Regions from separate parts of the Homo sapiens genome. Here region 2 is linked to region 1. Evidence: chromatin loops called from intact Hi-C (ENCODE). Cell type or tissue: Calu3. All regions are shown on one strand. Each heading gives the region's core, and the rest is flanking DNA. Links, peaks and the distances in the headings are about the cores only. Region 1 holds the start of TMEM178B (transmembrane protein 178B). Region 2 overlaps TMEM178B (transmembrane protein 178B).

What was found. Hi-C counts contacts between places; a loop is a spot of excess contacts. Peaks named below come from ENCODE experiments on the same cell type or tissue, not always from the same donor. Only the 100,000 strongest peaks of a DNase experiment are listed, where the experiment ranks them.
Region 2: it touches region 1 in a loop (2.9-fold over the local background); 2 of 110 quality-filtered maps call a loop at or near these places.

The regions. Positions count from the first base shown.
Region 1 is chr7:141,066,647-141,082,157 of GRCh38, reverse strand. TMEM178B (transmembrane protein 178B) reads right to left here and starts at 8,094. Exons shown (of 4, transcript NM_001195278.2): 1 at 7,466-8,094. The coding sequence starts at 7,847. It overlaps LOC105375537 (a long non-coding RNA gene), which reads right to left. Exons shown (of 3, transcript XR_928053.4): 3 at 11,867-12,242. RefSeq lists an enhancer at 14,445-15,039. In Calu3, for the core only: no CTCF peak of the experiment used is centred there; DNase peaks (open chromatin) are centred at 7,517, 8,837, 9,477, 10,757 and 1 weaker place.
Region 2 is chr7:141,155,103-141,170,613 of GRCh38, reverse strand. All of the region lies in intron 1 of TMEM178B (transmembrane protein 178B), which reads right to left. Among named protein-coding and RNA genes, the nearest start is that of TMEM178B, 89 kb to the right of the region's middle. RefSeq lists an enhancer at 11,084-12,283. In Calu3, for the core only: no CTCF peak of the experiment used is centred there; a DNase peak (open chromatin) is centred at 8,283.

The DNA.
Region 1 (15,511 bases), core at 4,889-12,888:
GCGATTTTGTCGTCATGCAGACATCAGAGTGTACTTCCACAACCTAGATGGTGTAGCCTAGTACACACCAAGGTTATGTGGTATAGCCTATTGCTCCAAGGCTATAAACCTGAACAGCATGTTACTGTACTGAATACTGTAGGCAATTATAACACAATGGTAAGTATTTGTGTTTCTAAACATAGGAAAGATGCAGTCGAAATGCAGTAGAGAAGACAAAAAATGATACACCTGTGGAGACTCTTACCATGAATGCAGCTTAGAAAACTGGGAGTTGCTTTGGGTGAGTCAGTGAGTGAGAGGTGAGTGGCGAGTGAAAGTGAGGTCCTAGGACATTACTGTACACTACTGTAGACCTTATAAATACTGTACACTTAGGCTACACCAAACTATACAAAATATTTTTCTTTCTTCAACAATAACCTCAGCTCACTGTAGATTTTTTACTTTATATACTTTTTAATTCTTTTAACTTTACAACTGTATGAAATATTTTCTTTCTTTTTTTTTTTCTTTTTTTTGAGATGGAGTTTCACTATTGTTACCCAGGCTGGAGCGCAATGGTGCAATCTCAGCTCACTACAACCTCCACCTCCCAAGTTCAAGCAATTCTCCTGCCTCAGCCTCCCAAGTAGCTGGGATTACAGGCATGTGCCACCATGCCTGGTTAATTTTTTGTATTTTTAGTAGAGACGGGGTTTCACCATGTTGGCCAGGCTGGTTTCGAACTCCTGACCTCAGGTGATCCACCCACCTCAACCTCCAAAGTGCTGGGATTACAGGTGTGAGCCACTGCACCCAGGCTCTTTCTTTATATCCTTATCCTATAAGCTTTTTTCTGTTTATAAAATTTTTTATTTTTCAACTTTTGAAACGTTTTTGTTAAAAACTAAGACACACACACACACACATTAGCCTAAGCCTGCAGAGGGTTGGGATCATCAATCTCGCTGTCTTCCACCTCCACATTTTAGCCCACTGGAAAGTCTTCAGGGGCAATGGTGCACATGGAGCTGTCACCTCCTGATAACAATGCCTTCTTCTGGAATACCTCCTGAAGGACCCACCTGGGGCTGTTTTACAGTTAACTTTTTTTTATAAGCAGAAGGAGTACACTCTAAAACAATGATTAGAAGTATAGCATAGTAAATATATAAACCAGTAACAGTCATTTTATTATCAAGTATTACATACTGTACATAATTGTTTGTGCTAGACTTCTATACCGCCGGCAGTGCAGTAGCTTTGTTTACACCAGCCTCAACCCAAACACAGGAGTAATGGGTTGCTGCACTGTGACATCTATGATGTCACTAGGCCATAAGAATTTTTCAGCTCCATGATAACCTTATGAGACCACTGCAGTCTGTCTTTAACCAAAATGTTACAGGGCACATGACTGCATTTCATTTTTGCCTTACTTGTCATTCTTCCCCTTTGCGCTTCGTAAGGGCAGACCTTCATGGTGCCCATTACCCTGTGCTATATTACACGATTCATATATTAGATATTATTTTTACTCTATGACTATTTTTCTTCAGATGGAGTCTCGCTCTATCACCCAGGCTGGGGTGCAGTAGCACGATCTCGGCTCACTGCAACCTCCGCTTCCTGGATTCAAGCCATTCTCCTGCCTCAGCCTCTCGAGTAGCTGGGATTACAGGCATGCGCCACCACACCCAGCTAATTTTTGTATTTTCTGTAGACACAGGGTTTCAACCATGTTGGCCAGGATGGTCTCAATCTCTTGACCTCGTAATCCGCCCTCCTCAGCCTCCCAAAATTCTGGGATTACAGGCGTGCGCCACCGTGCCCAGCCGTGGAGTATTTATTTATTGTCCGTCTCTCCCCTCTGGAATGTAAGCTTCTCCATTTGGTCCAACACTGTACCTGATGCACAGCCCAAAGGCCCTCAATAAATACTTGTTGAATGAATGAATGTGTCCTTCATGTCTATAATTTCAGCATCTACCACAGCAAGCGAAGTAAATAAGCAAAAGTTATATGACAAAATGTGTATGCACTTTGGTCAGTGAGCTTCAAAACAGGGTGTGTGAGCCACTCTCATTACTTCAATTTAGAATTGAGATTCCAAGAGTATTATTTCCTTTTTATTCTCAATTTGTGGAATCAATATCCCAGTTTCTTCTCCACCTCACTCCTGCCCCGATAGATTCTAAGATGATGGTAGAGTGTGGTGGGTGAGTTCCCACATCCAGAGCCAGAATTCAAATTCTGACACCTTTGTTTCCTAACTAACTGTGAGAATTCACAAGTTATCTGACCTTTCTGTGCCTCAGTTCCCTCAAATTTAGGATGAGAATTTAAAATAATACTTATACTTCCTAGGGTTATTATGAACAATAAATTAGCTAATACATATAAAACTTTTAGGAGAGACCTGTCATCAAGATTGGCTATAATTATCATTAATCTCTTTCCCACCCCACCAACTTTGCAAGTGATGTTTAATGGAGATGGAGAGGGCAGGAGGGAAGAAGGGAGAAGCTTGTGAGAATTCTGTGAGTTGATGATAGAAAATTAAAATATAAATTTACTATAATTGACCATGAACTAAAGCCTTCTGCCCAATATATTCAAGTAGCAGTTTCTTAAAGTGTAGAATGATATACTTAAATTTAAACCCAAGTTATCATGGAATTATACTCATCTGAAACAAAGTTATGTGCTTGGTTCTTTTAGAGGCTATAGGCTCTGCGTGGCGCTGTCCAACAGAATTTTCTCCGATGGTGGGAATGTTCACTGTAATCTGCACTGTCCCATACAATAGCCAGTAGGCACATACGGCTACTGAACATTTGAAATGTGGCCAATACAACTACGGAAATAATTTTTGTTTGTTTGTTTTTTGAGACAGAGTCTCGCTCTGTCACCCAGGCTGGAGTGCAACGGCATGATACCAGATCACCGCAACCTCTACCTCCTAGGTTCAAGCGATTCTCCTGCCTCAGCCTCCTGAGTAGCTGGCATTACAGACACACACCACCATGCCCAGCTAATTTTTGTATTTTTACTAGAGATGGGTTTTCACCATGTTGGCGAGGCTGGTCTCGAACTCCTGAACTCAAGTGATTCACCTGCCTCGGCCTCCCAAAGTGCTGGGATTACAGGCGTGAACCACTGTGCCCAGCCTATTTTATTTAACTTTGGTTATTGTTAACTTGAACAGCCACATGTGGGTTGTGGCTCCCCAACTGGGCAGCATAGCTGTAGGGGATTTGATATACGAGCTCCCTGACTTGGTCCATGGCTGCTCTCCAGCTCCTGGTCTGCTCCTTCTCCTTGCCCCAGAAATCAACACTCACAAGGCCAAACTGCTGTTCCACACCTCTATGGCTGTGCATATGCTGGCCCATTGCCTGAAATATCCTTCCTCCACATCCACCTCCAAACCTTATCAAACATCTTGTTCAGATTTCATTTCCTCAGGACAACTTTCCCTAACCTCCTCCTGCCTACCTCCCGCTACTGCCGACACAATCCACCATCACTTTCTCTGTGTTCCTCTGCATCTGTTTCTGTTGCTGCTCTCATCATCCTGTAGTTGTAACCTATTTTCTCTGACACTAACAGACTATGCAAATTCTGAGGACCAGATCTTATGCATTTCTTCATCCTAGCGATGTGTGCCCATAACACAATACATGTGTAGTAAATATTTGCTGATCCCATTATTAATTTTTAAATATGTGAATGTTTTCTTAAAATTACTTTTGGAGTATTGACAACCACTCTGTGATTATGGGAACTCTTTAAGTCAAAGTCTATTATAAGGCCAATTTTCAAATAATAAAAAGTTCTTAGAGTATCAGTTGAAGTTCTACTTATTTCAAACTATATCAATATAATATTTTAGTACAAACCAAATAATATAATTTTCCCCTTAGAGTTCCCTAGAACAAAATCCTACCTATAACTCCTCCTCCTAAGGGTCTGGAAGTCTCTTGGATTTCAGAAACTGATCTTGTCACTGATCTGTCCCCAGTGCCTGCAGTCACTTACTAGGGAGACATGGATGAGATTTAAAAGCAAGAAGACAAAAGGACCTGATTTAAGACTTGTCATGGATGCCAACAAATGGGAATTCAGGGTAATCTACCCTTGCTGTACCCTATATCCAATCTTACCCCCAAGAAGGAAATAATTAAAACCTTATCCATCATAAAAAATAATGTCCACAAGTGATATGTGTCTGCTTAGTGACATGTTATCCAAAACAGAATTGTCTGTTTTCCTTATTCTTTGGCAAAGCTCAAGAAATCGTCCCTTCATAGATTATGTAGCATTTGTTGCAATATTGACCTGGCCTGACAGCCACACTGTTTCATATTTTCCCATCACGATTTTCTAATTTTTTACTTAAATTCTCACACAAGTGTTTCTATAATTAGAATAAGCTTGGATGGATACATTTCTGTGAACCTAATTTGTATGAAATATTTCCCAAATACCAAGCATCTGGTGAATGTATTTAACAAATGATGGTCTTTCCTGACCTCTAGGAACTTACAGTTTAATAATGCAAACAAATGAATACACAGTGATGAGAAATGCATACGTGTGGGTACAGCATGGCAGAAGGTCCTGGAGGGGAATGGATTTCAGAATGAATATGAATCCAGAGGACTTTACCTTCAAATCAGACATAGATTTGATGTTCGTTTTCTTATTAATTATGTGGTTTTATGTTGAAATGCACAAATAGCACTTTCTAATGTAATGAACATCGATTTAACAAATAACTAAGTTCTTTAGATCATTTAGATAAGTCTCTAATTTTCCTATATATTAACGGATTTTAAAGTCTTTTCTCTGGTTTTCTTTTTCCCTTGCCCATTACATATCTTCCAGAATTTTAATCAAAGTAGATATTTCAAAGAAGACAGAGGTCTGAGATCTCTTTTGCGGTTTCTAATGAATAATGTGAGATAAACATCTTTTTCTAAAATGTCTCATTTAAATATAGGGATATCAGTTTCTCTTTTTAACTTCCTTATAAAATCTGCCCATCTAAGAGGAACACTAAGTGTAAAAATTGTGTTCTATATGTTATTGGAATTGCTTGTGAATTCTACTAATATAACATGCACTTATTTCCAAAATGTGTCTATTGCTGCTCAGAAAAGGAAGATCTGGTTTTCAAAGAGTGTGTGTTGAGGTTAAAAATGAAGATAGTGACCTTAACTCTCTCAAGATTTGTAAGGCTGGCATGTCATCTATCTCAATAATACCTAACAAGAATGTCAAATGGACAGAAACAGCCATGGTAAGCGGGTGCTTGCCGCTGACAGTGATTGCTGTATTTTGGGCGATGGGGAACACCATTTCCATTAGTTCAAGTGAAATACAATGCCCTGCCAACTCTAGGTATCAGTGTATTCAATACCCCTGCTGTGCCATGTCCATTTTCTGTTGCTGCAATTAAAAATCAGTCGATACAAAATCAAAATGTTGTACATTCTTCCCCTATCCCTTTCCCTGTCTCTGTTTCCAGCTTCACCGGAAGAACATGTCACTATGGCAACCAACCCCTCCAGTGCACAGACCAAGTCAACCTTTCTAGTCAGACTGCCAAGCAGAGCAACAGGGAATCAAAGCTCTGAATGGAACCGCCAGAAACCATGAATTCCATCCCCCTTTCTCTAAGTGGGGTTAACCAACACAAGAAGGGATACCTCTCTTATTCTAGAAGGCATTCAAGGAAGGAAAAGTAAGAATATCCTTCAACAAATTCTCCCAGTGTTTGCTGTTCATTATTAACATGAATTCTCCCTCACATTTCAGCTAACTTCCTCTCATTTCAATTTTAAAGAAAGCAGAAAATCATGGATAAAATAACACTTTATAAATCTGAGAATCTCAAAACTGTTATAAGGTCACTCATTGTCAAAAACTATTCTAGGCCCTCTTGTTTTCCTGCCTTGGCAGCCAAACCCAAGTTGGTCTCTTCTGGACTCCCCTAATATTCTGTACATCTTTACAAAGTGGTAGTGCTCCAAATGGGTCACCTTGTTCCAATAAGAACCCAATTGTGAAGCAAATGGGATATTGGTTGTATTAACACACCAATAACAAAATCAGCTAAAATCCCTAGTCATTCTAAAGAAGCTATAAAACAAACAGATAGATTCTGTCTCTGAAGCCACCTCACCTAAATCTGACCTGGCCACCTAGACCAGACCCACTGCTTGTCATTCTTAAACACTTGACTTTTTTGCAAATTAACAATTTTTTCTGATCAATTGCACACTTGTATCCATCAAAGAACATCAGTTCTCATAAATATTATTTTAATACAGCAGCAAACCTCACAGCATTATAATGAGACACTAAGAACTGCTTTTATATCTTGGCCTTAAAAACTTTGCAAATAATAGTATCTTTGTCACCTTGACATCACCATTTAATAGTTAAAGAGAATGAAACACAAGGGGAAAAAAACCAGACTCATAAAATCTGCACATCTTCCTAGGATGTAGCTACCATAGAAGAGAACATATTCCTTTCTTCAGAGCAGTTTTAATACACATTCAAACAATATTCCAGTGGGTTGACAACAGGATGGTTCCCAAAGTATAAATCATACAAGGTTTACAAATTCCATCCGATAAGCAGAATTTTTTAAGTAATGTGATCATATTAAAGTATCAAATAAATTTTTATCATTAGCAAATGCAGCTTGTTTTGTGTTTTGACATACACTTTGGGAATTTTTATATACATTTTCTGAAAATCTTATTTTTTTTCTCTGACATGCCCACTTTGATGTTACTGAAAGAACTATTTTTTTTTTACTTATTAGACCTTGTTGATATTCGATGCACAGAAGTCACTACAGTCAACCACTGTTTCAGAAGGAGACATAAAGAATTGTGATATGATGCTGCTGGTCAGCTGGCTTGGAGCTGCTTACAGGACAGGGGCTGTGATTTATTGATGTTTATATGACCAGTGCCTACACCATATCTGGTATAGTATAGCGCTCAGCAAACGTTTCTGGTATGAATAAGGCCTTCTCTGTGAAATGTTTCCCCCAATTTTCCTTGATTAAATCAGTTCAACAAAAATTAGGAACCTGTCTACCCCTGACACATGACTCCTAAAGGGCTTCCTTTAAGAGCACAAACAACGTTCCAGATTCCCTTCTTCTCAGAGGCTGATGAAGCATTATCCTGGATAAGAACCCTGGACCATGAGGTTCCACTCGAATCCCGACAGAGACGCGCGAAAGGAGAGGCAGGGGAGAGAGTTAAGCCTGCACCAAGCTTCATTAACAGCTATTGGGAGGCAAGTCCTGGCCCCGAGGCTCAGCCAGGCCTGGATAACCGGACCGCCTGGAACCCAGAGACCTGATAGCCTGTGGCCTGGGAAGGAGACGCGAGGGGCTGCGGGGCCTAAAGGCGCCGGGCTCTCCGCAGCGCCACGCCTTGCGCCCGGCGCTTACCTTTCCGAATGAGGGCGGCGATCTCGGGGTCGAAGCCCTGCCGGTGGCACTTCCTCCAGAGGCCCATGTTGGTGGAGTTGTACTGCCGGCTGCACTCGTCCGCGGGGCTCATGGCGAACAGCTGCCGGCGATTCCGGGCCCGGAGGAGTTTGCCCTCCCAGCGGTCCAGGCGCGAGCGGCTCGCCCGGAGCGGCAAGTTGTTGTTATTGTTGTAAATGAAGCCGGGGTCGACCCGGCGGGTGTTGAAGGCCTTGCACCTGTCCCTGTGCTTCCTGGCGTCCGTCTCGTACCAGTGGTCCGAGCAGATGGCCACGGCCAGCATGCCGAGGGCGCAGAGCGCTAGCGAGAGGCCAGTGTAGAGCAGTAACCTTCCGGCAGCCATGCCTCCGCTTGGCGGCTACACCATGGGCATGATCCGCCGCAGCCTCGCCTTCCCTCGCCGCACCCGGAACAAAGCGGCGGGCGGCCGAGCTGGGGGAGGGGGCAGGAGAGGGACTCGCGCCGCGGCGCCCCCTCGGCCCCCGCCTACCGGAGCACGGCCCGGGGACTGCGGGGATGGGGGCGGGCGGCCTAAAAAGTTCTGATCCGGAGAGGCTCCCGCGGGCTCCTGGGCATCCTCTGAGGCAGGTGCAGCCTCCGGCGGCGGCGAACCCAGCGCGGCCGCCTCCCGCCCCCTCCCCGCCCCGCAGGAAGCGACTGCCCCGAAGCAGCCGCCTCGGCTCCCAGCCCGGCTTCGGGCGCCGCTGCCCTCGGGCCGGAAACTAAATGCCAAGTGTCCTCGGCTGCGGTGGGGCTTCTTTGTGCAGGATGGTGACGGGACAGAACTCGCCTGTCTCTCTGAGGGGGACGGGGGGTGCTGTCAGGAGGCGCCACTGGACCACCGGGTGAAGTAGAACGCCCCGGATGCGGCCGGCGGGCGAAAGAAACCTCCAGGTGCTGGGGCCGGCTTCTCGGAGTCCCTCCTGGGTCTCTGGCTCAGAGCCTCTCCCCCTCCCCGTCTGCAAGCAAAGACCTGGGGCGCGCACCCAGAAATGTTCTTCCTCTTTGGGTCGGGTCCTCTTAAAATCTCCGTTCTCTGGTCACCAGCAGGTCGGTTGCTCCTTCTGACCCGCGTGCTGCGCTCAGAGGCGCACTCCCCGCGGACGCACGCTCTCGGCCGACCTTTCCCCGCGAGCTCCCCGGTGCCCTGCCTCTGGCATCGCCATTCAGGCGGCCCCTCGGGCCGACAGCGTGTTCACCCGGGCGGCGTTACCGGACGAGACCCGGCCTGGGATCTGCGGAGACTGGGCGGCTGCTGGCGGACGCGAGGGGCGGGCTGCGCGGCGGAGGGTGCACCAGGCAGCGCTCACTGCGCGCGGCGCTAGGGGCTCGGCCCACCGCGCCTTCAACACCATGGACAGGTCACGCCGCCACGGCGCGCTGCCGGCCCAGCCGCCAGCCCCCGAGCGTCACGCAGCTCTTCCCAGCGCCGTCTTCTGCCTGGAGTGTCCACCCGACCGCCTCCGGACCCGGCTCTCCCGCGACGCCTCCGCCTCACTTCATCTGGCACCCGGGAGCCCCGGGAGCCTGCCGCCCAGGTGCAAAGAAAATGCCGCAGGCACCGAAGAAAACCCCGGTCCCGGCCCCTCCAAACAATCCGCCCCTTTCTCCAGGCACCTGAGCCCTTGGCACTCTGGCACCCCGTCTGCTCTGCCCAGCTGGGCTCAGTCGCTCTCAGATTGCACCATTTTCTTCGCAGCCCACCCGGGCGCCGAGATGCCGGCTCACTCGACAGCGTGCAGAGAATCCCGTCCTGGCCTCGGCGTCCCACGATCCGGCTCCCGGCGCGCGGTGGTCGCCGAGATGAATGGGGAGAGGGTGGGGGAGGGAGGCTGGGTCACTCGGCTTCCCCTCGTCGCCTCCTCCTCTAGCCGCGGCGGCTCCGAGGCCTCGCAGGCTCGGCTGGTGCCCGGGAGGCGCGAGAGCCCAGGCTGCGCCCAGGGGACTGGGGAAATCGCATTGCCCGGGTGCGGGCGCCGGAGGAAGCTGCTGCCGCGCTCTCTCGTCCGGCGCGGGTAGCTGCAGCCTTGGCTAAAACCCACAGACGAGAACACCGAGCGCGCAGCCAAAAGCTAGTGATGTCATCCGTGCAACGTGAGCCTCATCTCTTATTTTTCTAGTCTCCTTAAAGATAAACTGCACCATTTCCCAGGCACGAAATGTCTAAGTCTTATTCTTTGACCAGGCAAGTCAATGGTGTCTAGATAGGTATGTGCCCAACCACATCCATATTTATGCACATATACATATATGTGGTATGTAGCATGTTTACATGCATTATTATAAATTTAGGGATGTTGCCTACAGCTCCTGTTTCTCTTTTCAGCCATGGAAAATTCTCTCAAATCCACTACGGTTATTTAAAGGAAAAACTGCTTATTGCGGAGTCGGCCTTCAAAGGGGCCAAGCGAGCTCCCTGCATCCCCGGTTTGGGTCGCTGGTGTCTTGGGAGGCATTTGATCTTTTTTTCCCCAGAAAGCCACAGGCGCTACCTTGCAAGCTACAGGCGTTTCCACCTAGGACTGAGCTGAGAGCGGCTGCGGAGTTATCCGGCCAGCCCCAGTCCAGTCCCAAGCCAGAGCCAGGCACCCCGACACACACCCACCTCCACCTGCCCTCCCTCCTCGGCAGGAACAGAAAGAAGAAATTTGGCTGATCGACTCAAGACGAGAGAAATTTAATGGTGGATGGGGGGTGGTCCGTTAGTAGATATTTTGAAAACGCTGGAGAGCTCGAGCGTTGAGGGAAGGTGGGGTTAAAAGAAACCTCGATGCAGGGTTTGTCATTTTGTAAGGGTGGCCGCTGGATTTAGGCTCTGCAGGGGCTCTGGGAGGTAGCGCCGGACCCCAGACCTTGAGCGGGTGGGCCCCAGGCAAGCCCCGCTTCATCCCAACTTCAGCCCCCCTGCTCTGCTCACGTGAGACGGCGCCGCAAAGGCTGGGACCCTCCCTCCCGGCATCAAACGCTGGGTTTTTCACTCTAATGCTCACCCCTCGTTTTCACCCTCACCCCAAAGTCGAGGTCCGGCATTGCCGGGTAAAGAGTTGCCCTGGGGAAAAAGAGAGTCTCTGACACCCTGCTTTGCACAACGGGGCTTGTGAGCCAAAATGAGCGCACCTCCACCATATTCTTTTTGTCTTTTTTTTTTTCCCTCTCTCTCTCTCTCTCTCTCCCCCGCCCTTCCTGCATTTTGAAAAGCGCGAACGAGGCGTTTCAGTGCCATCTAGTGGGGGAGGGGCGTGCCTCGCTTTCGCTTTTCACCCCTGGATTCTGCAATGGGATTTGCCCAAGGGACAGCAGAGCCTGAGGAGGCCCGCTGGATTCTCGGGTGCCCGGCTGGTCGAGGGACTGCAGGCATGCGCCCTTGGCCAGATCTCTGCCCTCTGGCTGCCCTAGGATGTCGAGATGGAGTCAAGTGACTTTGGCCCCAGTGTCTTCTAATCTTCCTTTCTACCCACCCCCCTTAACCAGTGCACCCTCCCCCAACCTTGAAAATAGAGAAACAAATAAGCGCAAACACTTTGCACTCATGCAGACAACGTCTTAAATTTCTAAAGTTATCTTCTTCACTAAAGTCGAGAGCACTTTTAGGCTAACAAGCTGCCTGCATTTGATAACAGGGAGGTAGAAAAGGGGTGAAATGACATCTACAAGGTCACTCGCGAAATCAGGGCACAGGGGGCCTTCAAGCCCCAGTCTCCTGGTTTCCAGCTTTCCTCTCTTCTTAAACCCGGCCGAAGGGGGTGCCCCTGAGACCACTGGCAGTCCAGGCAGTTGTTCATTCCTAGTAAATGTACCTGTTTATTTTGTCCTTATCTTTCCTTCCTCTTCCATTGTGCCACCCATCTAGTTTCTCCTGGCCTGTACCTGAGGCCTGCTTCCAAGGATGTGCCTGGCCCACTCCCCAAGGTCCTCAGCAGTCCTGTATTTCGGGCCCTGCTTGCAGTGGGAACCCAAATGGTACACTATCCTCCTCTTTACTGAACATCATTAAAATTCTATTTTGAAATGTTTGTCCTTGATGAAATCCCAAAAATCCTATAAAGTTATTGATTCATGGCCTCCTTTGAAGTGCAATTACCTTGGGCAGCCCTATATTATTATGGGATGATCCTGGTCCTCGGGGCTAAGACGGTTGCATGACTATCTTTTCTTAATTGGGTGATCTAAGTTTCTTCCTGCTGCCTGCTTCCGATTCCTTCCACTCTGCTAGCTATAGCATCACCATCTTTGGGTTTCCAACCTATTTCTTCCCATTTGCACCAACACCATCCCAGATCATAGGATCTCAAAATCAGAAGAGTCTAGAGTCAAACACACATGTAATAATGCATGAATCTCTTTTACAACATTTTCCAAAGAGTGAATGACCAGCTTCTGCTTGCACACTTGAAGTGATGGGGGAATCACTTTGTCTGCAAGCGGCCCACTCCACTTCAGACAGTGAAAGTAGCTACACAGTTCTTCCCTATACTGAGCTTTCTCCTAAGTCTGTATAATTATACTCATTGGCTTTTGTTTTTGCTTTCTAGAGGCCCACAATGAGGCCTGATTTGTCTTCCATTTAGTGGTCCTTCTTGCCCTTGACATCAGTCATCATGTTCTTCCTACATCTTCTTTCCTCCAGACTAAATACCCCTTGTTCATTCTTGTGCTTGCTCTTCTCTGGTTTCTGATACTTTCTGGTTGTTAGTGTTCCTTTTAGCTAATACCTCCTTCATCTAGAAGTCATGTAAACCTATGAAGAAAATTTGGTAAGTCTGTCATGTTCTTATATGTGGAGTTCTTATATATCCTTTGTGGAGTTCTAATGATCCTCACTTCCTCTTCTGGGAGCCCATAAGTCATCCCCTTCTTAAGCCATTCCTAGAATCTTGCTCCAAAATGGCATTAAGGTCATTGATCTGTGATTTGTGAAATCTGCATTTTTCAAATTTGGCGTTTCATTTGTTCACACCCACCCACTCCCTTTTTTAAAGCAATATTAACATTCTACAAGCTCTCTCTAAAGTCACCGACAAAGGTTGAGACATCATTCAAAGTTCTCTCCATTTCCTGGAACACAGTTCACCTGGAGCAGACAGATGTTTTCCTCCAATTTCTTCACCCCTTCTGAACTGCCTTCAGTTACCATATTGTTCTACGCTATACCACACCTTCGGCCTGAAAATCTCTCTTTGACATTGTCAATTGAAAGCAAAACAAGTTGATGAGATGTTCTTTCTCTCTGCCACATATCAATATTAATATTACACAATTTGGCCAGGTGCAGTGGCTCACACCTCTAATCACAGCACTTTGGGAGACCAAAATGGGAGGATTGCTTGAGCCCAGGAGTTTGGACAAGCCTGGGCAACATAGTGGGATCCTATGTCTACAAAGCTGGGTGTGGCGGCATGCACCTGTGGTCCCAGCTACTCAGGAGGCTGAGGTAGGAGGATCACTTGAGCCTGGGAGGTCGTAGCTGTGGTGAGCCATGATGGCACCACTGTACTGCAGCCTGGAAAACAGAGTGAGAGACCCTGCCTCAAAAAAAAAAAAAAAAAAAAAAATACACCATTTGTCTAGAGCAAAGTTTCCCTACATATTCTTATTTCTTTTTTCGTAATTAACTTTGCACAATTTGGACATTATTTGTAACCCAAAAGTTATTTTGAGCTCTAGCCCTCCTGACACAGTTCCCAGGTCAATGACATGCTAGTATTTATGGGCAAACAGGTATCTTTCTTTTCTCATGCAGATCTTCTTTCTAAATCTCAGTTTTAAGACTGGGCAGGGTGGCTCATGGCTGTAATCCCAGCACTTTGGGAGGTCGAGGCAGGGTATCACTTGAGGTCAGGAGTTTGAAACCAGCCTGGCCAACATGGTGAAACCCCATCTCTACTAAAAATACAAAAATTAGCCAGGCATGGTGGCAGGTGCCTGTTATCCCAGCTACTTGGGAGGCTGAGGCAGGAGAATCACTTGAACCCAAGAGGTAGAGGTTGCAGTGAGCCAAGATCACACCACTGCACTCCAACCTGGGTGACAGAGTGAGACTCAGTATCAAAAAAAAAAAAAAAAAGTCAGCTTTAGAGAGTCATATTAGTTTAACTACCTTCCTTCTCTTCTTCCTCATCTTCCTCCACCCCACCACCATATTAATCTTCTTAAATTCCACAGTTATCCTTTAAAATCCTGTAGTAGGGTTGGGCACAGTGGCTCACGCCTGGAATCCCAGCTTTGGGAGGCCAAGGAGGGCAGATCACTTGAGTCTGGGAGTTCGAGACCAGCCTGGCCAACATGGCAAAACCCCATCTCTGCTAAAAATACAAAAATAAGCCAGGCATGGTGGTGCAGGCCTGCAATCCCAGCTATTCGGGAGGCTGAGGCACGAGAATCACTTGAATCCAGGAGGTAGAGACTGCAGTGAGCGGAGATCATGCTGCTGTACTCCAGCCTGGGTGACAGAATGAGAGTCTGTCTTAAAAATAAAATAAAATAAAATTCTGCAGTAGTTTCACTTTGTCTGTACCTTAAAGTTCAGACCTTTTACATCTCTATAAGACCCTGCCCAGGGCTTCAGCCTAGCCTCTAACGATGACTTCCTCACTCTCAAAGAAACACCCTCGGGTGGAGGAGCCAAGATGGCCGAATAGGAACAGCTCTGGTCTACAGCTCCCAGCGTGAGCGACGCAGAAGACGGGTGATTTCTGCATTTCCATCTGAGGTACCGGGTTCATCTCACTAGGGAGTGCCAGACAGTGGGCGCAGGCCAGTGTGTGCGCGCACCGTGCGTGAGCCGAAGCAGGGCGAGGCATTGCCTCACCTGGGAAGCGCAAGGGGTCAGGGAGTTCCCTTTCCGAGTCAAAGAAAGGGGTGACGGACGCACCTGGAAAATCGGGTCACTCCCACCCGAATATTGCGCTTTTCAGACCGGCTTAAGAAACGGCGCACCACGAGACTATATCCCACACCTGGCTCAGAGGGTCCTACGCCCACGGAATCTCGCTGATTGCTAGCACAGCAGTCTGAGATCAAACTGCAAGGCGGCAACGAGGCTGGGGGAGGGGCGCCCGCCATTGCCCAGGCTTGCTTAGGTAAACAAAGCAGCCGGGAAGCTCGAACTGGGTGGAGCCCACCACAGCTCAAGGAGGCCTGCCTGCCTCCGTAGGCTCCACCTCTGGGGGCAGGGCACAGACAAACAAAAAAACAGCAGTAACCTCTGCAGACTTAAGTGTCCCTGTCTGACAGCTTTGAAGAGAGCAGTGGTTCTCCCAGCACGCAGCTGGAGATCTGAGAACGCGCAGACTGCCTCCTCAAGTGGGTCCCTGACCCCTGACCCCCGAGCAGCCTAACTGGGAGGCACCCCCCAGCAGGGGCACACTGACACCTCACACGGCAGGGTATTCCAACAGACCTGCACCTGAGGGTCCTGTCTGTTAGAAGGAAAACTAACAACCAGAAAGGACATCTACACCGAAAACCCATCTGTACATCACCATCATCAAAGACCAAAAGTAGATAAAACCACAAAGATGGGGAAAAAACAGAACAGAAAAACTGGAAACTCTAAAAAGCAGAGCGCCTCTCCTCCTCCAAAGGAACGCAGTTCCTCACCAGCAATGGAACAAAACTGGATGGAGAATGATTTTGACGAGCTGAGAGAAGAAGGCTTCAGACGATCAAATTACTCTGAGCTACGGGAGGACATTCAAACCAAAGGCAAAGAAGTTGAAAACTTTGAAAAAAATTTAGAAGAATGTATAACTAGAATAACCAATACAGAGAAGTGCTTAAAGGAGCTGATGGAGCTGAAAACCAAGGCTCGAGAACTACGTGAAGAATGCAGAAGCCTCAGGAGCCGATGCGATCAACTGGAAGAAAGGGTATCAGCAATGGAAGATGAAATGAATGAAATGAAGCGAGAAGGGAAGTTTAGAGAAAAAAGAATAAAAAGAAATGAGCAAAGCCTCCAAGAAATATGGGACTATGTGAAAAGACCAAATCTACGTCTGATTGGTGTAC
Region 2 (15,511 bases), core at 3,367-11,366, 90 kb before region 1:
TTGAGAGGCAATCAGTTACACCATCGGTAACAGCTGACCTTTGTATCATTTGCAGAGCAATTCCATAAATTCCATTGTTTGATCCTTATAACAACGAGAAACAACTGATGGTTCCCATCTACAGGTGAACACTATGAGGCATACTCAGATTAAGTCACTTACCCATGATCTCATGGCCGGTCACAACACACTCAATAAAAAACTGAGAAGAGCCGCAGTGAAAGAAACAAGGTATAATCCACTGTAAGACGGATTATACCTATTTTGGGGGTCCTGTAAGAATTCCAAAAATTACTCATTATAAATGGAAGGGACTCTATCCAGGGACTATTCAGATCAAGAAAATTAACTCACACTTTGGTGACAGAATAAATTAATACAAACATATGAATAACAATATGAAAATACTTACCAGAAACCATGAAAATGCCCAGTCTTTGACCCAGTAATCACACTTGAGAAAACTTAGGCTAAGGAGAGAACCCAAAGAATTTTAAAGTTATACCCAAATAATGTTTATTGCAGCTGTATCATGGCAAAAATGTAGAAATCTAAGTATCCAATAGTAATGGAAAGCCAAAGAATGTGAAATACACACTTGATTGTATTTATGTAGCAATATGGAAAAATATTTGCATAAGATTGAAGAAAAATCTTAATTTATGCAAAAGAAATTATGTATTCATGTGAACAAACAGTGGAAGGGAACATACACTATTGAAAACAGTTTGATTTGACCAAGAAGATTGTGGTGAATTTTTTATCTTTCTTTAATCCAGAGTTGCACAAATATTGCTAAACATTATTGGCATATAATATAAAAGTCTGAAAATCAAAACGTGGAAAATTGTGCTAGAATCTCTAAGGTTTCTAATAGCTCCAATAATCTCTGTGAGCCTTTTGAGGCCAGGACAAGTGTCTTTTTCACCTTTGTATCCCCAGAGTTTTCTGCAAGTGATTATTTTCTCCATAAATACTGAGGAAATGCTACAAGCAAGCATGTGGATGATTCTTTGCAGAGCCTGTCAGAGCCTTGATTACCCCAAGAGCCAGGTGTCTAGATATTAGCCAGATGAATGTTCTATTATAAAAATACATGCACACGTACATTCATTGTGAATAGTGATTCACAATAGCAAGGACATGGAATCAACCTAAACACTCATCAGTGGTAGACCAGATAAAGAAAATGTGGCACATATGCACCATGGAATACTATGCAGCCATAAAAAAGAATGATATTATGTCCTTTGCAGGAACATGGGTGGAGCTGGAGGCCATCATCCTTAGCAAACTAAAACAGGAACAGAAAACCAAATACCACATGTTCTCACTTATAAGCAGGAGCTAAGTGATGAGAATACATGGACACATAGAGGTGAACAACACACTGGGGCCTATCGGATGGTGGAGGGTGAAAGGAGGGAGAGGATCAGGAAAAATAACTAATGGGTACTAGGCTCAATACCCGAGTGATAAAATAATCTGTACAACCAACCCCCATGACACAAGTTTACCTATATAACAAACATGTACCCCTGAACTTAAAATAAAAGTTAAATTTAAACACATAAAATATTCAGGAAGAACTAATTTTTAAAAGAGGAGATCAGAGGAATGGATTTGGAATGTTTCCAACACAAAGAAATGAGAAATGTTTGAGGTAATGGGTATCCCAATTGCTCTGATTTGATCATTACACATTGTATGCTTGTATCAAAATATCACATGTATCCCATAAATACATACAATTATTATGTCCCGATAAAAATTAAAAAGAAACAAAATGAAACAAAAAGAAAATATCCAGGAGGAATCATCTTCTTTTTTTTCTTTTTTTTTGGGGGACAGAGTCTCCCTCTGTCGCCCAGGCTGGAGTGCTGTGGCATGATCTCAGCTCACTGCAACCTCCACCTCCCGGGCTCAAGCGATTCTCCTGCCTCAGCCTCCCAAGTAGCTGGGATTAGAGGTGCTCGCCACCACACCCAGGTAATTTGTATTTTTAGTAGAGATGGGATTTCACCATGTTGGCCAGGCTCGTCTCAAACTCCTGACCTCAAGTGTTCCACCCACCTCAGCCTCCCAAAGTGCTAGGATTACAGGCAGAATCATCTTTTGAAAGAGGAAATCAGAGCAAAATCTGGGGAAGAGAGTGCTGGATTTAAAAATTTCTCAGTTTGCCCCTTTGATGTAGTTCCACAAATTACAATCCCCAATGCCAAGTGCACAAGAACAGAATAGCCTTGGTTCCCATTCTCCAAGGCCTAGAGACCTTCTCCAAGGCAGGATGTGTCTCTGGAAGGAGATGCCATGAAGTTTGCATTAAATTGAAGGTCACCAGAAGAATGACTTGAAGCCACGAGCCAACCAAATTACACCAAGTCAAAGGCATGAAATATCAGAGATCTTTGGATTAGAAAAGAGAGACAACCCAGCTAGGTAGGTGATCCATCTCCACCAGCTCAAGCAAGTCACTTAAACACTATGGGACTCAGATTCCCGGTCTCTGCCCTGGCCATCTCGCAGGGATGTCATGAAAATCAAACATGTTAAGAAAATGTGCCTGAAAAAGATGCATAAACTTGAAAGTGCTATCTATAGAAGAGTCTGGCTGCAGCAAATTCACAATAAATGTTGGAGCTAAGTGAGTGCATGAAAGCGTGAAAGGAAGCCAAATGATTATGAGATTTTTACAAAAATGTAGGGGCAAATATAAGGTGGGATGCTGGTCTGTGTTCAGAGCAGCAGGAAAAAGCTGCTTCCCTGGGGCACAACGGGTAGGCTTCTCAGATTGCTGGCAAATTGGCCTTGGGAGGAGCCACCAGGGCACACCGGCCCTGTCCAGGGCTGCATTCCTTTACAGGGCCTTAAAAGGGTAGAGCAGCCTCAGAATCAGGAAGAGAGCTGCCCTACATTCACTAATTATGCATTTGAGGACAGCACAGGCCTGAGCATTTGACAAAATTTTAAGGGATTGAAGGGAAGCCCTTTGTGAGAGGGCACATCAGACATGGGCTGTGATCAAAGGGACGAAAAAGAGCGAGGGATGTCAGTGACATAGATCCAGGCCCTTTGTACACGGTGACGTGATTAAAGGCACAAATCCACTTCAGAGTTGTCATTCCTAATAGAACCTGATGGGAATGAGGAGCAACGAACTGGCAGGAGGGCAACACGATTCGCGCACACTCACAGTGACTACCTCATGCCAACTTGCTACTGAGGGCCCCAGGATGCTGAGATACGCAAGACAGAGTGTCCTATATTGGATCTGCTTGCAGTCATACAGAGAGACAAATGACAGTGAGGGGCATTTGGGGTAACAGACGCATGGGCGAAGAGGCGATTTCTTAAGTCCTGCATTGAAGGACAAGATGTAGTACTCACGGGCAACTCTAGATAATGTGTCAGGAGACTAGTTCCATGTGTCCTCAGAGCAAAGCAAAGAGCCCAGAGCAGCTTCTGCTGCAAGGGACCTTAGATCACATAGGTCAACACCCTCATTTTAAAGATGAGAAGACTGGAGCCCAGAGAAGTTAAATGACTAGCTATAGGCCACACAAGAAGCTACTGGCTATGATCTTTAACATTGTCATTTTCCAAACATAATATTAAGTGATAGATACGAATCTGGCAGAGTTAACATGAGACTGAGAGGAAACCGTCTGTTCCAAGTCACCCATACAAGGACAAGAAAGGGGAATGAATGCTTGTTAAGAGGAATCTGTGGGTATCAAACTTCAGGAGGAAAAGCAATAGCCAGAAAGGGCACACTGCACTCCAGCCATGATCACAGTGTTTAGCTCACATCTGCAGGAGAAGCTGTCCTTGGTCTTTTCTCATTCATCTTTCAAAACTAAAAACCCAAAGGCAAGACTTGGCAGTGATCAAGTTCTTGGTTCCTGGTGCCACTCTTTGTCCTAAAAAGGAGCACCTGATACATGAAAGACAAGGTTAGGGCAGGTTCTGGGACGTTCCTGTGGGTCTCCTGGGTAGCAGCCCTCCACATCCCCAGGAATGTTTCTTCCTATCCCCTCTTGTCAGTAGATACTAGAAGGTGGCTCTGATCTTTGCAAAGCTTTCTAGCCCACCCCATCTCTTATGGCAGTTTCCAAAGGAGCTACCTTCCCTTTATGAAGACTAAATATGTTCTGGGGAAAGCAAACATATCAAACACTAACATGGATGCACTGCTGCTTCCACCAGCTCACGCTGGTGTGAACTACTCAAAAGGATTCCTCCATTGGGATTCCGACACAGAGGAAAGTTGACTGTTCCCAATGATCAAATAAATCCAGCAGGACCCTTACTTCCTGATGACCTCTTAGCACCTGTCTGGTTGCAGTCTGTGTTTCTCACTCTCCTAGAGCCCAAAATGGCCCCTTAGAGAGCACTGTGGATCCTGCACAAGGGGAACTTCATAATTGGGAAGAAGGTTTCATCTGGGTCCCACCTACTATAGGTCTACTGGCCCAGAGTCTGAGTACAGCAATTGTGGCAAATGCTGCTGGTTGTCTTTGACTATCCAGCCTGCTTTTTCTTCCTCAGGAACAGCACCCCAATTTTTAGCTAGCTAGGCTTGTCGCTTCCTGGAAAGAAACAAATAAAGACTACATTTCCACGGCTGTCTCATAGCTAAGTGGGGCCATGTAACAATGCCCGTGGCTAACAAGGACAGTCCCTCACTATGTGCCGTGCACAATGCTAAGCACCTTTCTGTACATAAAGTCACTTAATCTCACAAAAACCCTATGAGAGACACAGTGATTATCCCATTTTTACAGGGCAAACATCCCAGAGAAGTTAAGTAATTTTCCCAATTCATACTGTTAATGAGTGCCACAGCTGAGATTTCAACTCAAGCGGCCTGACCCCAGTCAAAGCTCTTCACCACTCATTACACTACACTAAATTCCAGCTGTAAAAGCAGAAGTTTTGTGTTGAACTTCCAGGAACATGCCTTTGAAAGGAGGGGGTTCCAGGAGGTGGAGCTGAATGTTCCTTCCTTGAGTGTGAGCTGAACTGAGAGACTTGCTTCTAACCAAGAGGGTCTGGAAAGGGAAATAAAATAACTAGACAGTGGAGAAACCTGGCAATCACCACCTTAACCAAGTGGTCAAGGTTACCATTGCCAGTAGTAAGGCATGCTGATATCATGGACTTTGATATGATGCAATGAAAGGGGGCTTCACTTCTGTGAAATTCTCCCCAAAACCTAATAACCCAGACTATTCCGTGAGATAACATCAGAGAAACTCAAGTTGAAGAGCTTTCTATGCAATGCCTGACCAATACTCTTAAAAACTATCAAGATTGTGAAAAACAAGAAAAGATGGAGAAAATATCACAGGTTGAAGGAGACTAAGAAGATATAATGATTACATGCAACGTGGGATCCAGGATTGGATCCTGGAGCCAAAAAGGACATTAGTATAAAAATAAGCAAAATTCTAATAAATAATATTATCAGGTTGATAATATTGTACCAATGTTAATTTCTGCATTTTGAAAGCTGTACCATGGTTTTGTAAGATGTTAACATTAGGGAAAGTTAAAGGAAGGATACACGGAAACTCTCTGTACTATTTTTGTAAATTTTCTATTAATCTAAAATTATTTCAAAATAAAATGTCTTTCAAAAAGGAAGAGGCAAGTGCTACCCTTCCCATTTCTTCCTATTGCTTACCTGTTAAATGATGGTGATGCTGGAACCCCAGCAGCCCTATTGATCCATGAGGTGACCCTGAAGTCACCTTGAGGATAGAAGTCATGTCCTGAGGATAACAGAGCAGAAAGATGGAGGCCTAGATCCCTAATGACGACACTCATTGCCCTCTTATCAGCCCTGAACTCCTAGTTGCAAACCTCTTTTTCTTATGAAAAAGAGAAATCACCTGTAACTTCTATAAGCCACTTATTTGGGGGTTTCCTGTCAAATGCAGCCAAACCTAATCCTTGTTAATAACAGCAATAGAATGAAAACCTGTGCAATTTCTATCACTGATATAAAAATTAGAATCTTAGCCTTGGACTTGGTCTTAAATTCCATCTAGTCCAAATTGTCATTTTTCACATGAGTAACAGAACCAAAGAGCTGAAACATGTGCCCAGGTCCCATCACCGGCAACAAAGCAAACACAGAAACCCAAGTCCTGTCCCAGTCCAGCTTCCTCCACTGGGTCTCACTGGTTGGTGAGAATTCCAAAAACCAGCATTGCAGCATTAATATAATTGCACCCATAAAAGTCAGGGTAAAATACTGCAATGCAGGTTTTTTCTGATTGTCACACTGACTCGCCTATCTCACTCTAATGATAACATTCTGAAATTTTACATTTCGGAATAGATTACTGACCACAGCAATACGTCTGCAAATTATAATTTTGTGAATTTCACATTTTGAGTTTCAGGAACCAAAGACTCACATATTAAAAATGATGCATTTGTTATATTTACTTGGTTTTCATTAAAAGGGTGTTGTACAAAGGAAAATGTGTACTATTGTATCTATCAAAGAGTATTATATTCAGAAAAAAATAAGGTTTCAGTAGTTACGGTCACTAATAACCTAAAAACCCAGGGAAAGTCACTTCCCCAATCTGAGTTACAAATGTCTTAGTCTGTAAAATTAAAGGATTAGCTGGGATTTGATTTCCCATGGTTTCCTTGTAATTCTAATAATCAGTAATTTCACAACACTAAAAAAATCATTCAGTGTTCACTATCTATGTATAAATGATTATTTCAAATATCTATACCTTTGCATTCTTCACTAAATCTGCTTAAAATATGCTGTTTGCTGGCCAGGCATGGTGGCTCACCCTGTAATCTCAGCACTTTGGGAGGTTGAGGCAGGCACACCACTTGAGGTCAGAAGTTCAAAGCCAGCCTGGCCACATGGTGAAACCCCACCTCTACTAAAAATACAAAAATTAGCCAGGCTTGATGGCGCTCACCTGTAATCCCAGCTACTCGGCAGACTGAGGCATGAGGAACCACCTTGAACCTGAAAGGCAGAGGTTGCAGTGAGCCAGGATTGCACCACTGCACACCAGCCTGGGCCACAGAACAAGACACCGTCTCAAAAAAAAAAAAAAAAAATTGCTGTTTGCTAAATAGAGAATACCAATCTGTGGTAGACTGCATTAATGATCCCAATTCTTCACCCTTCTCTTTGCTATGAAACATCACAGTTTCTCTCACCAATGAAGTAGAGTCGTTATCCCTGCCCCCTGAATCTGAGCTCAGCCACATAACTTGTTTTGGTCAATATCATATGGTGAGAGTGACAGTATGCCAGTTCCAAGCCTAGGCTTCCAGAAGGCCTACATATTTCCATACTTGTGCGGCTTCCACCATTATCATGAGAATTACATGCTTTGGCTAGCTTGCTGGTTCTGGTAGGGGGATAAGTACATGAAGAACCGCCCTAGCTAAGGCACCTCAGGCAGGCTCTCATCAACCTAGAGATGCATGAATGAGTCCAGCCAAGAAGCAGAACCATACAGCAGAGAACAGAACAGATCTATTGCACCCTGAAGACACTGGAGAAATAATGTTCATTGTAAGCCACGGAGGCTTTGTGGTTGGTTGTTACACAGCAAAAGCTAGCTGATACACTGCTTTAAAACCTCAACTTTGAAGGGAATCTATTTTTGGCAAGCACTGGCTATATGCATATGCCATAAAACGTTCTACAGGAAATGGATCTGGTTTGCTAGTGAAGTGAGGGATCCACATGCACGCTTGGCACCACATGCACAATCAATCCTTTGCCCACAAATGGATCAGGAAATCTGCCTACACACTCTCTGGAGCTTTATTCTTCACTCCCATAAAAGCACATTCAAATGCTGAGTTATCTACACAATACCACCTCTTGAAATCATGATTTAAAAACCATTTATACCAGACCCCATCTTTTGCTGTGCCTAAATTCAATCCAACATGCCTATTTTGATTAATGAAATAAAATGCTAGTGTTGGTACCATGGGACTGAGATTCTTTCCTAACTATGCATTGGTAAGAAACTAAATTAGATGTCAACATCCTATAATGGGATGAATATTGCTTTTATTCCCATAGGCAGTAGTGCTAAAAGGCAAATGTATTTAGTTGGGCCCATTTTGCTTATTTTTCAAACATTCCACAATTACTTATTAAGCTTCAACTTGCTCTATGTAAACATTGTTCAGGTGTCAGCCCTGGGTGTGGGCAGCATCCGGAACCAGCAAAGCCCAGGGTGTATCGCATGCCAGCAATGAGCAGACAGGGGGTCAAAGGACGGTCAGGCCACAGAGCCCAGGGACAGCTGAGGGATGTAAAACATGAGCGGAACAAGGTGAGAGGCAAGTGGCTGGAGAGAAAGAGCAGGACAACAGCCAGCAGGAGCTGCAGGGCGCAAGGCGTCACGCGTCAGCCTCCAAATCAGAGATGGCTTCTTGTTTTGTTCTAGGCTTCTCTGCAGTTCCTGTGGGGAAACGGGGAATCCTAGGGGAGCTGGCCAAGCCCTGCAGGTGGAGAAAGGCGGTTATTGGCACCTGACTGTGGGGCATCTGGAAAATTAGCTCCTGGCAAGGGAGTGCTGGCTGCTCAGCGCTGGGAAGGATGCCTCCCTTTCTGCCTGCAAGTGCACACAGACACACACACTCTCATGCTCTCTCACAAATCCTCACACAAACACACACATTCTCACATGCTCTTGCACACTCAGACCACACTGCTGCACTCATATACCACACAGCTGCACACTCACATGCCACACACTCTGCTTCTCTCACACACTCACCACCCTCACAAACTCTCATACACACTCTTCACACACAAACACACACACTGTCACACACACCACCCACTCTCTCACCTATACAGACACACACACAGTTGTCAAGTTCTGTCCAGCCCACCTCAGAAGTGTCTCTCACCCTCTTCCCAGGCACCCACGCCCAGGCCCGCACTGCCTCCCACCTGTTCCCCTGGAAGAGCCTCTGGATCTGGGGGACCACTGCTGCCAGTCCCTCAACCCACCCAGGCCTTCCTGCGCATGGTCACAAATGACCTTCATAAAACTCAGCTTTGATCTCGTCACTCTTCTGCTAAGAAGCCATTGATTCTCCCAGCATGACAGAATAATGGCCACACAACAGACCCACAAAGGCTCTGGCTTCGCTCCTGGGTCACCGTCTAGGCCTCCTCCCACTTATTAGAATCCTCTGCCTTTCCCAGCTCACCTCCAGCAGAGCCTTCCCGTCGAGCCTTTCTGCAGCCCCGTGGCTCAGAGTAAAATCCCCTCCCTCTGTGGCTCCCTCAGACCACTCACCACCTCGTCATCCACCATAGCCCTGGCCACTCTCATCCCAATCTTGTCAGACAGAAGCTCTTCGAGACAGGTCCTGTGTCCCATTCATCCTTACATCTCTCTTCCCCTTCCTTCATGCTTTGAGCATAAAAGAAATCCAGGCCGGGCGCAGTGGTTCGTGCCTGTAATCCCAGCACTTTGGGAGGCCAAGGTGGGCGGATCACGAGGTCAGGAGTTCAAGACCAGCCTGACCAACGTGGTGAAACCCCATCTCTACTAAAAATACAAAATTAGCCAGGCATGGTGGTGCATGCCTGTAATCCCAGCTACTCAGGAGGCTGAGGCAGAAGAATCACTTGAACCTGGGAGGTGGAAGTTGCAGTGAGCCAAGATCGCACTATTGCACTCCGTCCTGGGCAACAAGAGCAAAACTCCGTCTCAAAAAAACAAAGAAAAAGAAATCCAATAAAAATGTGTTGAATTTAAGGTTAATAATTGAATCTCTATGCAGGCCAATTAATTGTGTTAATCCCACATCCGACCAGTTCCCATCACTGAGCACAAGCTCAGTGTACCAGAGATCATGGCTGGTTCCAGGTGACTCAGACCCACCATAAGGAAAACGGTGCAGAACATATGCCCCATGTGCCCGCTCTCAATAGTCACTCAAACACAGGCCTCAGAAAACACCACTTAACAAGCAGTTATGGAGCATGTGTCATGTGGCAAGCACTCTTCTGGCCACCAAGGCACAGTCAGACAGCAGGTTAGGGAGGCAGAGAGCAACGTGATCCATCCTAGAGAATGACGACACTAGCAAGGCCAAGATAGGTGGGGATGTGGCAGAGGGAAGGAGGGGCAAGGAGGAGGCAGTGACCTGCCAAACCAAGTCTCTTCTGGGAGGAGATGCTCAGGCCAGTGGGACAGCAAAAGCCAGTGAGCTCGGAGCCTTCAAGGAGAAGTGAAGCTGGTGCCGGGGTATCACTGTGTACCAGGGCCCAGCATGGGAGGCTGGTGAGTTAGAAGGTAAGATATAGACAGCTTGAAATTCATCACCTCACATAAGAAGGATACAGTGGCCTTTGAGGACTCAGGGAAAGGGGTGGGAGTGGGGTGAGGGATAAAAGGCAACACATTGGGTACAGCGTACACTGCTCGGGTGATGGGTGCAGCAAAATTTCAGAAATCACCACTAAATAACATCCGCGTAACCAAACACCACCTCTTCCCCAAAAACAATTGAAATTATATATATATATTATATATTGATTATATATTACATATCTAAATTATATATATTATATATTAAAATTATATATATATATAAAATAAACAATGCTTCCCCATTATTGAACAATTTTTTTAAAATTCACCACCTTAGCCATTTTAACAGCTCGGTAGTGTTCAGTTCATTCATGTTGTTGCACAGCCAAACTCCAGGATTATTTTCATTATGCAAACTGAAATTTCACACCCATTAAACAACTCCCCATTCCTCCATCCCCCAACCCCCTGACGACCACCCTTCTACCTTCTGTCTCTATGAATTTGTCCATTCTAAGTAGAAAGAATATTCTATCTCATATAAGTGAAATCCTACAGTATTTGTCTTACTGTGTCTGGCTTACTTCGCTTGGCATGATGTCCTCCAGGTTCATCCGTGTTGTAGCGTGCGTCAGAATTTCCCTCGTTTCTGAGATGGAATAATATTCCACTCTATGAATATGCCACATTTTGTTTATCCATTTGTCTGTCGGTGAACACGTGGGTTGCTTCCGCCTTTTGGCTACTGTGAATAATGCATTTATGAACATGGGTGTACAAACATCTCTTCAAGACCCTGCTTTCAATTCTGGGGGGTGTATGCCCAGAAGTAGAATTGCTGGATCATACAGTAGTTCTATATTTAATTTTTGGGGGAGCTACCATACTGTTTTCCAGAGCGAGGAGCTGGGATTTTAAACTAAGTGAAACTGGAGGTCATTTGACAGTTTTGAGCAGGTGAGTAACATGATTTTATTTGGATTTTTAAACCATCCCTCTGGCTTGGTAACACATAGGATAGATTGTGGGAGCAAGAGTGACTGCAGGGAGACTACTGCAGCTAGAAGGTCATCATGAGGCCCTGGAAAGAGAAGAGGGAAGAAAGAGGAGATGAGGAGATGTAAGCAACCATCAGATGGGGATAGAACAGGGGTGCAGGCAGGAGAGGTTGGGAAGGGGCCGCTGAAGATGGCTGAGTCCCTGGATGCATGGTGACATCATTCACAAAATCAGAGAAAAGCAAGGGATATAAATATCTTTAAATAGTTCACAAAAGGTATCAAAGCCCTGCCCAACCTCTTCCTCATTTCCCTTGTCCTCTCCATCTCTAATTTTTTTACAATCCTAAATTTCCATTTAACCTTCATTCTCTCAGGCTCCCTGTCTGCCTCCTCAAGAACAGAAAGTGACTCATCAAGAGGTCACCCACAGGACCAAGACATTACTGAAGCATGCAGGCTTGTTCTTTCGGCATGCAGGCTGGCAGGAAGTCAGACCGCATCTCCAAGCAGAGGCCTGAGAATTGGCCAATCAGCCATCCACACTTGTCAGCAGATCCCAGTGCTCAGAGGACAGCGTGAGATCTAGGCATCCCCAGCTGGGCTCCAGGCAGAGAGTGACCCTGTCCACAGGTTCGGCCTCTTCTCAAGTCCCTGGGAGTCTTGTTCTTCCTGCTGGTCTTCTTGTCCTTGCCACATTTATAGATAAAGGATGGCTTTGGGGAGGCTGAGATTGGTCTTTAAACATTCAACAAATATTTACTAAGCACCTATTGTGTTCTTAGCAACATCCGGATATAAGGGATACAGACATTGATCAGACACGGATCTTGCTCTTGAAGAACTTTCAGGACAGACATCAATTGGCAACCTGAGGGGCCAAGCATGGTGGCTCATGCCTGTAATCCCAGCATTTTGGGAGGCTGAGGCAAGTGGATCACTTGAGGTCAGGAGTTCGAGAGCAGCCTGACCAACATGACGAAACCCTGTCTCTATTAAAAATACAAAAATTAGCCGGGCATGGTGGTGCATGGCTGTAATCCTGTCTACTTGGGGGGCTGAGGCAAGAGAATCGCTTGAACCCGGGAGATGGAGGCTGCAGTGAGCCGAGATTGCGCCACTGCACTCCAGCCTGGGCAACAGAGTGAGACTCCATCTCAAAAAACAAAAAATTGGCAATCTGAGGCCACACAAGCTTAAATACCACATGGTAAAGAGAAAGAGACTGTTGCAGACTGATGTCTGTTAGCAAAAGAGAGTGGGACTCGTGCTGGCCTACAAGGAAAAACCCAATTTGGGCAGAGAGGAGAGGAAAAGATGCACCAGGCAGGGGAGAGTGGTTCATTAGAGGCACAGAGGCGGGGAACAGTAGAGCCAGTGAGCAGGACACAGGAAGCAGGGTGGAAGGGCCTCCAGGAGGCTAAGATGACACTCAGCTGTGAGGAAATGAGGATCTCAGAGAGGAGCAAGAAGGAGAAACTAACATCTTATCACCATGATGTGCCAGGCATCACGCCGGAAGCGTCATCACTGTTACCTCGCTCGGAACTCACAGTCACCTGCGAGGAGTGAGATTGGGGTTATCATCCCCATTTCACAGATGTGCAAGTTGGGCTTAGTTACAACTAAAAGTTTTTTTGAGTAAGACTGCCAGCGACAGGACCTGGGGTCGGGCTGCTGAGAGAGATGAGGAAGCAGCTGTTACTCTCTTGGACCCAGACCTCCTCTCTCCGTGTTGTTGTTGTTGTTGTTGTTGTTCTGTTATTGTCCCTGGGTGCTTTGAGTTTCATTTGTTTGCTTGTTGGTTGGCTGGTGTGCGTGTGTGTGTGCGTGTGTGTGTGTGTGCACGCGCGCAGGAGTAGGAAAGAGAGGATCTGTTTTGCTTTGCTATGCTTCTTGCCTTAAAGCTGTTCTATAAAATGAGGAAGCTCCTCTCCTAGGACTCCAGCATGAGAGGAGGAAGGGTGTGGTCCTCTCCAGTAGACTGCACCAACTGTCCCAATTCTTCACCCTTTCCTGTCCTCAAAATCACCATGAGACTTGGTAGTTTGCACCAAGAGAGGCAGAGCATCCATCCCCGTCCCAGGTCTGTCCAGATTGGCGATGTGACTTGTCTTGGCCAGTGGGAAGAGGGCAGAAGGGACAGTGAGCCTCAGCTCCCCCAGGCCTCCAGAAGTACTGCGTGTTTCCACTTTCACCACTGCTAAGAGAAGGATATACTCAGGGTCGTCTGCTGGCCCCAGAAAACTGAAAGCTGGGAGCTGGGTGGAGAAGACCTGAGCCCCAACTATAGCTGGGAGGCCAGCCCAGCTTAGATCAGCAGCATTCTGAAACATCCCCTGGTTACAAACCACTGACCTACCCCAAATCCCTCATTTATCAACAGATGCATCTGAAACCCAGGCTGGAGAAATGATCTGCTAGAGCCTTACAACCAGTTAGAAATTGGGTCTCCTGATTTCTAATCCACAGCTTTTTCACCATCCCACCCTATCTCATCAAAGGAATTCCCTGCAGGCTGCAAGAAAAGAGAGGAAATCTGAGATGCCAACCAAGTAAGTAATTACGCAGAATAGATGCAGTCAAAAAGCATGAAAGCAAGATTTAACCTGGATAATCCCTCCATAATTTAGAGTTGATCCGTCTAAACAAGTTCCTGTTGATTTCCCAGGAGGCCCTTTCTTCTTCTGCTGAAGTCACTGGGAGCATCAGAGCTGAATCCATTAACCCCATCATCTTTCAAGGTGTCCATCTTTTGTACCTAAGAAATGTGGCTGACGTTTTTCATTTTTGAATCTGTGTTTTATTACTAGGCTCTATGGTACTCAAAAATAACCGCTTTTTTCCCAAGGGACTTTGCATGTTCTCTGCTTCACACAGATTTCAAGTCAGCCTCAACACTGCCTTAGTAATATCATTGCCTATAAATACTGCTGTCATTTAAAAATTCTTATAATCATGGCATAGTAGGGCTGGAAAAGACCTCAGAGATCCAGTTCCAAAGCCATCATTTTACACAGAAGGACACTGAGGCACAAGGAAGGTAATTGATCTTCCCCCAGTTACAGAGCTGGTTATTGGCAGAGCAATCAGTACTATGAGTGAGATTTGCAGAATCATGCTAGAAATACAAAATAAGCTCAAGTGTCTAAGGGAGTCACTGAAAATGGGTCACTCCATATTTGTTTTGGGGTTTTTTTGGTTGTTTGAGATGGAGTCTCACCCTATCGCCCAGGCTGGAGTGCAGTGGTACGATCTCGGCTCACTGCAGCCTCCGCCTCCTGGGTTCAAGCGATTCTCCTGCCTCAGCCTCTCAAGTAGTTGAGATTACAGGTGCCCACCACCATGCCCAGCTATTTTTTCTATTTTTAGTAACAACGGGTTTTCACCATCTTGGCCAGGCTGGTCTCGAATTCCTGACCTCAGGTGATCCACCCGCCTCAGCTTCCCAAAGTGCTAGGATTACAGATGTGAGCCACCACGCCCGACCCCTTATTTGTTAAGATGCCTGATGCCAGGACTCATGCCCCAAGTCTGGGCAGAGATTGAATAACAAAAGAAAATGGCCCTGCCTGGGAAGAAACTGAGACCTCCTTGAAGAGCCAGCAGGTTGCCAGGGCTACTGGCACCTCAGATGCTAGCCTGACCCCAGGATGGCTGAGCACACATACCCCTTCCATCAGACGTGGAAGCCAAGCACCACTGGAAGGGTGAGGGCACTGCTGATGATGTGCTGGAGCCAGCCTGTGCCAACAGCTCAGAACCAAAAGCTTCATTTTGTGTGCCAGCTGTTAAACTGCTGAGAGCTTGAAATCATGGTGGGTGTATTTAGACCATGGGGTGCTATGCCCCCATCAGGGAGTCATGGCCTGCCCTAAAATTAAGAAGAGCCATCCCCACAGACAGGGATACTCAGAGAGGGAAAAACAGAATTAGCAAGGAAAAAAGAGCTCCTACCCAGATCCTTGGCAGCAAGAGCCCCATGGGCTGCATCCCTGTATGATGAGTACCCGACTCACATGTGCCTAATGTGATCTCTACAAACTACTTCTCTGTCTAAATCTTCTGCCTAAAATCACAGTATCCTGATTCTTGCTGCCCACACCTGTCCCCTGTTTTCAGCCCTGGACCCGCCTAACACTGTGTCCTATGAGTCCTCCACAGATTGGC